2 separate regions of the Homo sapiens genome follow, and region 1 is linked to region 2. A link is a loop called in an ENCODE intact Hi-C map of the cell type or tissue named here. Cell type or tissue: mammary epithelial cell. All regions are shown on one strand. Each heading gives the region's core, and the rest is flanking DNA. Links, peaks and the distances in the headings are about the cores only.

Region 1 (5,381 bases), core at 78-5,077, 81 kb after region 2:
TATGCCCAGATGGCCTAGGCCAAGCAAAGATCTTCCAGTCATCTTCCAGCAATTCCCCTTTTCTAGAAGCTGATTAACGAAGCTCCTCCCCCAAGTCCATCTCTGATCCTCATTAAACCATCAGGCTGGTCATTCACCATAGGCTTCAGCTTTGTAGATAACCAAATCAAAACAACTAAGACCACCTTATCCTAGTAATCTTTTTAAAATGTAAATCTGATCATACTTCTCCCTTGTTTAAATGATCAGGGATGTCCAGTTGTCTCTGGTCAAACTTTTAAAAGCAGAATCACCCTGTTTTCACATTAAATCATATGTATGCTTCCAATATATAAAGAAGGTAAAGGTATAATTACTTTGATTGCAGCAGGGGGTAGGTACAAGGCCCCCACTGTTGTCTGCTCAGGGTCTCCTTCCCAGGCAGCCTAAATAGTCAAGGATTAATGGTATTTTTAAGTGGAGCTCAAATTTCTGGAACCCTCATATTAATGAGATGGGAATTAAAATTTATTCTCAACATCCTATCCATCAAACATGTTAATTGCATTACCACATTACAATAGCTCTATGAGTTTCTTATTGATAATCCCATTTTTTAGATTTTTTAAATGAAGCTCAAAAAATGTTAAATAACATACAGCTCAAATGCCAATGCCCTGATTCTGAGACCCATATTCTCCCAGATTGTATGCCATGTAAAGACATGAAGCAGATGCAATAGTCTATGGTGGAGGCATGGAGGGAGGGCTAGAGAGTGCACAAAGGCAGAGAAACTCATGTTGTCTGGAGGCTCTCAAAAGAGATGACGGTCGAGCATCCTTGGCAACAGCATTTTAGGAAATATAATTTGGAAGCCATAAATGTATGCTAAAATCACACAATGCATCAAGTAAAGCTTTTAATGTTTTGGGCCTGTCCTTCCTTTCTGTCCAGCAAACATCCCACCTCTGGTTCTTATACACCCAATATTATGGCCACTATCTGTTTCCAGAACAAACCAAGCTCATCCACATCTCTGTGCCTTTGTCAATTCTTCTTCCGTTTACTTAGAATGCCAATTTCCCCTTCACTCCCTGATTAACTCCCACTGATCTTCCAAATGTAACCTCTTCCAAGAGATGTAGTCCCAGACAGTACAAATTTCTGCCTTTGTGCACTCTCCAGCCCTCCCTCCATGCCTCCACCATTGCCTACTGCATTGGCTTCATGTTTTTACACAGCATACAAGCTGGAAGAGTATGCAACCCAGAATCAGGGCATTGGCACTTGAGACATAGGTATGTTATATAATGTTTCTGAGCCTCCCCTTTTTTTTTTTTGAGACAGAGTCTCACTCTGTTGCCTAAGCTAGAGTGCAGTGGAGCTATCTTGGCTCACCGCATCCTCCACTTCCCAGGTTCAAGTGATTTTCCTGCTTCAGCCTCCCAAGTAGCTGGGATTACAGGTGCCTGTCACTATGTCTGGCTAATTTTTGTACGTTTAATAGAGACAGGGTTTTGCCATGTTGGCCACGTTGTCTCGAACTCCTGACCTCAGGTGATCTGCCCGCCTCAGCCTCCCAAGGTGCTGGGACTACAGGTGTGAGCCAGGAGCCTTACTTTTTCTGTAAAATGAGATTAACAAAAAGACACCCATAAAGCTATTATACTATGATAATTCAAATAACATATTTAAAGAATAAATATTAATTCCCTTTCTTTCTCTCATATTATCTCACTTGGACCATTCTCTAAGGACAAGAAAATATCTTAATTTTCTTTGAATTCACAAAACTCTGCAAGTATCAGGCACTCAACAAATGAATTAACATCTTTAAAGTAGCATTTGAAAAGTTACTACAAAAAAGGAGTTTCTGTGGACATAAATAATTCTTCATTATTGAACCAGAAGGTCATTGATGGGTATTAGACCAACACAATAAAATGGTGTTTTCCAACCTTTTTAAATATACTTGTAATACTTTTTGTCAGAAATATCACAGGGAAAGAGCATCATTTTGCCTATCTCTACAGATCTGGGCTTCAGTGGCTCAGAAGAAGAGCCAGAAGAGGCACAACCAGAAGAGAACCACATATATACACTATACTCTGCTTTGGCACAACAAGGCAAGATGTTAAGTCATTTCCTCTGATAAGTGGGAGAAACTGAATAGACTGTATGGAGTTCCTCCCTCATAATGTGACTTACTTTCAACTATCTCACACCCTGGCATAGTCAACATTCCAGCCATCATCTCCACCCTCTTCATCAAGTTCACTGCCACTTCCAATCCCAGATAAAATATATTCAGGGACAAGATCAGACCTGTGCTGAGTGTAAGCTCCGTGGAGTTCTGAGGCTCATAAATAAAAATACCTACTTGAAGATATACCTAAGATAATCTGGTCCAGCCTCTCCTGAAACCCAGAAAGAGCAGCAGAGCAGGGACCAGAGCACTGACTCACAGTGCAAAGCTCCTGCTGCTGACTCCATCCCTGGAGCAGCTTCCCACACCTGCCCCACAGGCCTGCCACTGACCTGGCCTCCCAGGCTACTCTCTCTCAAGGAGTGAAAGGAGGGGAGACCTTTGCCTCAACCACAGATCACCCATTAACTCATTAAACAAATACTTTTGAGCACTTACATTATGTCAGATTCTGTGTAGGTGCTGGAGATAAAGAGTGAACCCATGAACACTGAGATTTCATTCTATCCAGGACGACAGATATTGAAAAACAAATACAAGCAAGTGTTACCAGAAATACAAGGTGCCATGGGAGCATTTCATAGGAGAAACAATACAATTGAGATTGAAGGTGCAAGGATCCAGAGAAAAGGGCTAGGGATAGGTGTTGGAAAAGACAAGGGGCCACTCCTCCCCTGTAACACAGGAAGTCATGAAGGATGGCTGCAGATGTAAGTGAGCTTGAAGACTTAGGAGAAGGAAGCGGAAGTGCTTTATGTTTGACAGGAACTCTTTGCTCCATATGGTAGAGGCAGTACCATCTATCTAGAGGCAGTAGTGAAGGTTTGGAAGATTCAAGGGAGGAGAAAAGCCATGAGGTATGTGCATGGTGAATACAGGGAGGTATACGGGGATCACCAAGCCATGTTTTGGACCAGCCAAGGTGGATGATGGTGATTTTATGATGGTGTCATCCTGCCAAAATGTCTATTTTTGTTTTCATTTTTATAGCAACTAGGCACAACAGGGAGAATTCAGCCAGGGATAAGGCTTTGCCAGTCAAATGCAGTGACAAGCCAAATGGGTAACAAAAGAAAGTTTATTATATTGGCAAAAGAGTAGTTGAAACAATGAACTAAGAAAAGTGAACTGGGTGGGGAGTGGCATGAAAAAAGGAGGGAGCTTGTGGGCAGGGGAGAGACTAGATCCTAGTGGATGTACCCAAGCAAATCCAAAAGAAGGGGCTGCTGTGAAATGGGGGCCTGAATTGATGATCTCAGAGAGTTAGAAGATATGGTTTCTAGTTCAGACTCTGCACAACTTTGAGGTCTCCATTGCCCCCTCTGGCCATATGTTCCTGACCTACGTAGAGTGGAAGTATCCTAAATCCGCTTGCAGCTGGGACTTTCTATGATGCCACATGGTTGATCAATATTTTAGGCACTTTGGTATCTGAATCAAATACACTGAGCCCTCAGTATTGGCCCATGTGTGCTTAGATTATTGGTTCCCATCTTATTGATAATGCCTGCAGAAACCCCGATCAGTGCCTGTGTTGATCTAACATCTGTGACTTTAGATGCCCAGTCATGTTTTGGATTCCTCCAGAAACCCTAATTTCAATTCCCAAGCTATGTCATTATAAATACCCTTCTAAGTCATGATCTTCTAATCTTTATGGAAATCCTGTGAGAGTTTATGAAGGGGAAGGATGCTCTGGGGGATCTGTTAGTGACACAGGGTGACAAAGTGACAGAATGACAGAGCCACTGGAATGTGGGAAGTTGACATCACAACCACCTGGTTGGGAAACAGTTTTCACATCATCTGTGGCTCATTCTCTCTAGTTGAATGCAGTGTGTGTATAAAAGGCTCCCGCTCACAGTGTATCTATCCGTAGTCCCATCGTTTGCCCAGGGTTAAGAGGACAAGGTGAGTGTTTTTACTGATCTGATGGCAGTTTGGGGATGACTAGGGCTGCTACACCTCCTTTTGGAAAAGCCATTCAAAGTTGGAGAGAATGGAAATTGATAATTCCAGGAAGACCAGGCTCATGGCAATCATCGAGGTGGTTCAGAAGCAGCAAACCCAGAAGGAGTGAAGTTAACCAGAGACTGGGGCAGTGCAAGTGTTTGTAGGGCAAGAGACAGCCACGCAGGGCTGAAGAGTAGGGCTAAAGGTACAGCTCATGATGCAAGAAAGAAAAAAAGGGAGATGATGATGAGAGGTGACGTAACCATAGACTCAGGTTAAAAATGTGGTTTTTAGAATGCATAAATTAGAAGATAGGATAATAAGTAAGTGAAGATTTGGGGGACTACATAGTGCCCTAAGCAACTGCCTTTGAAGTCAGGAGTCTTGAGAGAATCAGGCCAGGCACAAGAGAAGATGTCACCAGACTCTAACTTACTCACTGCTGAATCTCTCCTATGTCAGGAAAGCAGGGCTGCTCTGCTATTATGATGTGGCTTCTGGAGCCACATATTCAACTGTAGAATTTCGGGCTCTGTAGAAAAATGTTGATACAAACAAGGTTTACATTAATTAGACTTTTGAAATGTTTGCATTGTTTTTTAGAGTAACTGGACTTTCTCCAAGATGTCCTATCAGAAACACCAGCAGAAATGGCAGCTCCCTGCCAAGTGCCTCCCCAAATATCCATCCAAGTGGACCCCTCAGGCTCCTGCTTCATGTCCAGCTCCATGCCCCCCTCCAGCTCCCTCCTGCTGTGTTTCCAGTTGCTGTATTTCTGGCTTTGGAGGCCACTGCTCTCTAGTTTCACTCCGGTTTCCACGATTCTACCTGCGTCAGCCCCAGCATTCTGACTGCTGTGAGCACGAGTCTTCTAGATGTTCCACTTGCTATAGCTCTGGAGACTGCAGCTGACCTGTGACCTTTGAGGAACCAAAGAACCACAGCCAAGGACCCGCCCTGAGTTGATGTCTTCCCTCACTCTTACCCTCCTCCTTCCTTCTCCTCCTGAACTCAGCTGCCTAGCTCCATAGGTGATGGGCTCCCCCTTTTGCTGAGAACCTCAGGCCTCTTGGCCTTGGCTGTGTTCCTAGATCAAGGAGACCTGCATGCAAAAGAAAAACCTGCTTTTTGAAGCCTGATCTGTGTGCTAAAATAAAGCTTATCTTTCCTGGTGCCCTATATGTTTGTCGATACTCCATCCTCAGCTCTGAAAAGCTCACATTAATCTGAATTATTTAAGCAG
Region 2 (5,381 bases), core at 74-5,073:
ATAAGTGTGACTACAAGACTGTGAAGAGAGCCATCTTCATAGGAAATAGGCCACGGAGGACTCCAGGAACCATGATGTCCATTTTCACCCACCACAAGCCCCCATTTCCACCAAGCTCTTTCCTAGCTGACAGCAGCTCCCCTGAACACCAATGAAGGACGGTATATGCAGAACTGCCAGTCACCACTCGTCACAAGACCTATGTGGGTGTCGGGAGGCAGGTCCTCTCATGCCCAGGCTCTGTCTCACCGCTGGAGGCAGCACCCAAGGACAGAATAAAAGGGCTCAGGGCCAGAGCATCCCATCCACTCACCTCCTGCGGTGCTGAAGAACCCTGTGCTGCCTGTGATCCTGGTAAGTGTGCCCTGGAAAAAGGAGCAGGGGCTTCCACAGAGGGATGCCCAGGCCAGGGAAGGAGGGGATGGATACTCAGACCAGGGCAGGAGTAGAGTCTAGGCAGGGCCTCAGGGGCCTGGAATTGTGATTGGCAAGGAATGGGGTGGGGGCAGAAAATTGGAAAGAGGAGGTAGAGGGGTGGGGTGGAGTGAGAGAGATTAAGAAGAACTGGTAAGATCTGAAGGGCTGTATGACACAGATTTAGAGGAACCAAATTGTTTTCAGTTGCTCAGTGTGTTTCTCTGGTTTTAGAGAATAAACACATTGGCCACTGGATGTTGCTAGAGTGGGCTGCATAGTGGGAATATAATTTTGGAAATACAGACATACTCACTTTTAGAAAAGATATGCTGAGAACACTGCTACTTAGAGGAAGAAAGGATCAAAGACACCTGTGGATCTTGTTAGATGCCAACAAGAAGATCTGTAGTGGAAAACTGAGTGCACACTGGAGTTTAAAAGCCATGTGACAGTGCCTGGGGACAGGCCTGGGGAGGCAGGATGTGCTAAAGGGCAGAGCCCAGGATGGGAACCAGGGGACCCCGGAACAAATGTGACTGTTAATGAATAACTTTGGGCCAGTGAAGTTACCTCTTTTGGCTTCAGTTTCTTTATTTATATATTGAGTTGGTTGGAACAAATTGACTCCAACATCCTTTGCGGTTATAGTTTTCTCTATTTCTGCAAACTGAAATATATCAGTTCTTCCAATAGAAATTTATTTTGATTTTTCCTTAAAGAGATTTTCATCTCTAAACTGGTCTCAACATTGAACATTTTCAGAATTCTTGGTGATGTGATAGAATGAATGCTGGCCCGGAGCCAATTTATTTCCTGGACTTCTCTCCCACACTTAGGAGCTTTTAATGAGCAGAAACTTTATTTACATATTTGGAGATTATATATTGCATGACAACATCTCAAATAAGGTTTGAAATGAGAATCCATGAATGAAAGCACTTGGTAAACATTGAGAGTGATAAAAACATTAGAGGTGATTTTCCTATGTTTGATATAAGGCTTTCAAAATGAAGGATCTAGAAATAATGCAGAAAGGACAAGAATAGGCAGGGGTGTCCTCTGCCTCCATCTAACTTGCTGTCTGACCCTCCTTCAGCTCCTGAACACCCGCCACCGAGATGTCTTGCCAGCAGAGCCAGCAGCAGTGCCAGCCCCCTCCCAAGTGCACTCCCAAGTGCCCTCCCAAGTGCCCCACACCGAAGTGCCCCCCAAAGTGTCCCCCTAAGTGCCCTCCTGTCTCTTCCTGCTGCAGCGTCAGCTCCGGAGGCTGCTGTGGCTCCAGCTCTGGGGGCTGCTGCAGCTCTGGGGGTGGTGGCTGCTGCAGCTCTGGGGGAGGCGGCTGTTGCCTGAGCCACCACAGACGGCGTAGGTCCCACCGCCACAGACCCCAGAGCTCTGACTGCTGCAGCCAGCCCTCAGCGGGCTCCAGCTGCTGCGGAGGGGGCAGTGGCCAGCACTCTGGAGGCTGCTGCTGAAGTGGACCCTGTGCCTAAAAGAGCAGATTTAGAGGCATGAAAGGGGCAACTTCATCTTCCTTGGGACTGACTGTGTTGCTGGGACATTTTAGTAAAGATTTCAAACTCTGTCCTGGAAGATTCCTCCGACCTAGAATCCAGAAATCTGCCCTCTCACAAGAATTCCTCTTCTGACCTCTGATTCCATCTGTGCGCCTGGCCTGGGAATACCAAATAGAAGTCCTTGCCTCATTCCCCTGATTTCCTTGGCAATCTCCATTGTGCATGAAACAATAAAACAAATAATCTGCTCATCACCTTTTTCTAGACTGCATTACTCTTGCTTGTAAATGTGAACAGAGGGATAAGCATGTCTTATCTCAGCTCCATCACCCGGTTATCTGGGCCTTGAAGCAGCATGGCTTGCTTAACTCCTTCAACTCCTGGTCCTCACCAGAGCTGACCCTCGCCCCTCAGTGCCTCAGCCAGGGTCAAGTCAGGAAAGAGAATTATGAGATGTACTTTAATAGACAGAAGTTTACATAAAAATTTGCTTACTTGGCATCAGAGAACTGACAAGACCAATAGAGGACAAAAAGAGTTCATGGAGGCGGTAACTGTCATTGCCACCATGCTACCAATGGCAGGTAAAGGGAGTGTCTTGAAACTATCAAAACTTAGAAACTTGGAGCAGTGGCCCACGAATTGAAACTCAGGCCTCTAGGAAAGGGGCCCTTCTCATGGGTGCCGGGGTCCCTGAGCTCAGAGGAGGGGCCCTGTGTGTCTGGACTCAGGCTTCTGAGGAGGGGCACAAGCTGGTGCTGGCCCTAGGGTCTGTCTCCATGAGAACCCAACAAGGTTGGTTTTGTGAGCGGGAAAAACTGCACACTGGAACCACTGTTGCTAAAGGGATAAATTGCTCCTGCTGGGGTGAGAAGTAATATTGGGGTGACTTGGAGAATTCTAAGGGAATCTAAGGAAGCCTGGTCCTTGTCACTCTGCCAGTCTCCCAAGTTCTCTCTAGCTCCGCCTACTGGCGGAGACTTCAGGAAACCTCCAGCAAAGAGAAATGAGATTGGCAGTCCCAACCCTCCATCATAAGGCCAGATGTGGAAGGGAGGACCAAAGTGGAGCGATGGTGACTTAATAACCCTGGTTATTAAGGAAGACAGACATTATCCTACTCAGCTGTCACCCTCCTTCTTCCTGATACCCTCACTCTCTCCCCATCTATTCTCCCAAAGAATTTTACCATGCCCCTCCTTCAGCAAACATAGCAAAATGACTCCATGTAGCTTATACTTTAAAAATGCAGACTGCTCTAGTACAAATAAACCTTTAAGCTCACTTCTGCAAATGGACCTCAAAGAGTTTCTGTTCTTGCCATTGCCTATACAAATGGAGTCATAAATTACAGACACACACATGCAAACACACACACACCCAAACACACACACATACAAACACACAAGTGTTCATCCCTGGTGTCAAGAGCTTGGAAACAATGTCCAACTCTGTGAAAGACACCCTGCCTCTGTGCTTCTAGAAGTCCTTCTGATTGTCGGTCCTGAGGTTTGGATTCTGGATCAATATCAGTCAGCCTCCTCCATTTCCAGGAAGCTTGCCTAATATGTCCTCTACTTTCACACTATTTTAACACTACAATCCTTCAATATTAGTATTCTCAGGCTATTCTCTCTCCTATCATGACTTTTTGTGTCCTTTCCTCCTGGAACCACCCAGATGTGCTTCCTCTTTCCCCATCTGGCATGGAATCCCTGAAGAAAAGGCAGTTTGAATCCCTATAAACTGCAACCCCTGTATTACCAGGCCTCTGCATTGGGATCAGGGATACTCCATAGGGACCGGCAGCGTATAGGCCTTGGGTGAGGACTTCCCGAGTCCAGGGGATATGGGTATTACACTATCCTGGGGGATTTCTGAGGAGAAGGGCTGGGCTTCTCCCCTTGTCCTGTGGCTCCCTAAGGCAGGGGAACCTGTGTTTTAACTTGAGAAGGCTTCCTCCAGGGAGGAGAGGACATCTCACAGTACTCCCGCTAAAGGTGACATTTTTATCTCTTTCCTACTTTTTCCAAGCTCTAAGGACCAGAGCTGTTTAGACAGGGACTAACAGATGCTTCAAGGTAAGGAGCTCCTTAAATACTAGGACATCAGTTTTCTGCAGGGTCCCTGTAAGTCTTCCCTTCTTCTTCGCTCTCTGATGAGTCCAGAAACCAGTATCAAGCAGTGGGACTGGACTTCATTTCTTCTCTGCTTTCCACATGTGGGGACTGTTAAAACGCAAACTGAGGTATGATACAATTTTAAAGAGTTTATTTTAAAGAGCAAACAGCAATTCATGAAACCCAGAAGTGGTTTGAGGGCTCTGTCAAGAGAACACAAGAGGAAAGGTTTTATAAAGCAAACACAAAAGTAAAGTGAAGAAAATTATTGATTGGTTGCTGTTACACCATTTTCTTACTCAGTCTATTGTGCTGAAAGTCCCTAGTTGCATAATTATAAGGTAGCTGGTGGCTTCTGATTGGTTGGTTTTAAGTATCATTTTTCTTTAATATAGGCGTTTACAAGAAATAGCCTAAGTTACGTTTCCCTTATGTTTGGAGATCAAGCAAAGTTGAGGTCATTTATGAGGCCTAACTGGCTTTGTCTGTCCAGGGACTCTTCAGGTCTGGTGTCCATTTTAATTTACTTTAACAAGACCCTCCTGTTCATGCATACAAATGCTCCACAATTCCCACTCAGTTTGAGACCAGGATCATGACACAGTCCAAGCAACATGAGAAGATCCAGAATGCCCTCTCTCAGCACTTCCTCCCACATTAGATACTCAGACCAGTGGCAGAGGAGTGCCACCATCCTGGATTGCTAGGGTAAAGACAATCTTCTCAGCCACCTTGGTGACTCCCATCTGCTCATTCCCTGAAGAACATCTCTTACTCTGTATTGTTCTGTGTTCTGATGAATGGGTAATATTAGAAGAACCGTCACTGATTGAGCAATTTCAATATGCCAGGCACTGTGTGCTCACAGTATACTATTTAATCCTTGAAATTTCTATGAAGCAGGTCCATTTTTAGCCTCAGTTTAAAAATCGGAAATTTAGGCACAGAGAGTTAAATGCAAGTATTTTTTCAAGATACTTGCCACAGTTATCTATGCCAACACTATCCCCCTCCTCTGCTCACCAAACACACGACAGATAGCCAGAGAGTGGACTCCCGGGGTGATCTGTTGGGCCGTGTTGTGGACCTTCCCCAGAAAGACAGACAGTGTTCAGGATCCTGAGGAGATGGCCCCATCACAGTCCTTTGAGAATTCCCCTTTCCATCCCTAGCTTCCCAGAAACTCTGGAAAACTCCTCATCTCCACAGGTCTCAGAGTGATGAAAGTGGCTGTTTTGAAGTCCTTATGATTTTTTGCACAATAAAACACCCAAGTGCAAAGAAAATAGCTTCATCTTGAACACATACGATGGGAGGAAATGGAGTA

What was found. Peaks named below come from ENCODE experiments on the same cell type or tissue, not always from the same donor. Only the 100,000 strongest peaks of a DNase experiment are listed, where the experiment ranks them.
Region 1: a loop joins it to region 2, with 2.4 times the contacts of the local background. A loop is called at or near these places in 1 of 110 quality-filtered maps.

The regions. Positions count from the first base shown.
Region 1 is chr1:152,855,936-152,861,316 of GRCh38, forward strand. It overlaps LCE7A (late cornified envelope 7A), which reads left to right and starts at 4,061. Exons shown (of 2, transcript NM_001395990.1): 1 at 4,061-4,096; 2 at 4,742-5,317. The coding sequence starts at 4,763. The coding sequence ends at 5,050. In mammary epithelial cell, for the core only: no CTCF peak of the experiment used is centred there; a DNase peak (open chromatin) is centred at 2,336.
Region 2 is chr1:152,774,837-152,780,217 of GRCh38, forward strand. It overlaps LCE1F (late cornified envelope 1F), which reads left to right and starts at 304. Exons shown (of 2, transcript NM_178354.3): 1 at 304-354; 2 at 1,514-2,188. The coding sequence starts at 1,536. The coding sequence ends at 1,892. In mammary epithelial cell, for the core only: CTCF peaks have their summits at 251 and 2,902 (motif pointing left); a DNase peak (open chromatin) is centred at 225; H3K4me3 peaks cover 135 bases.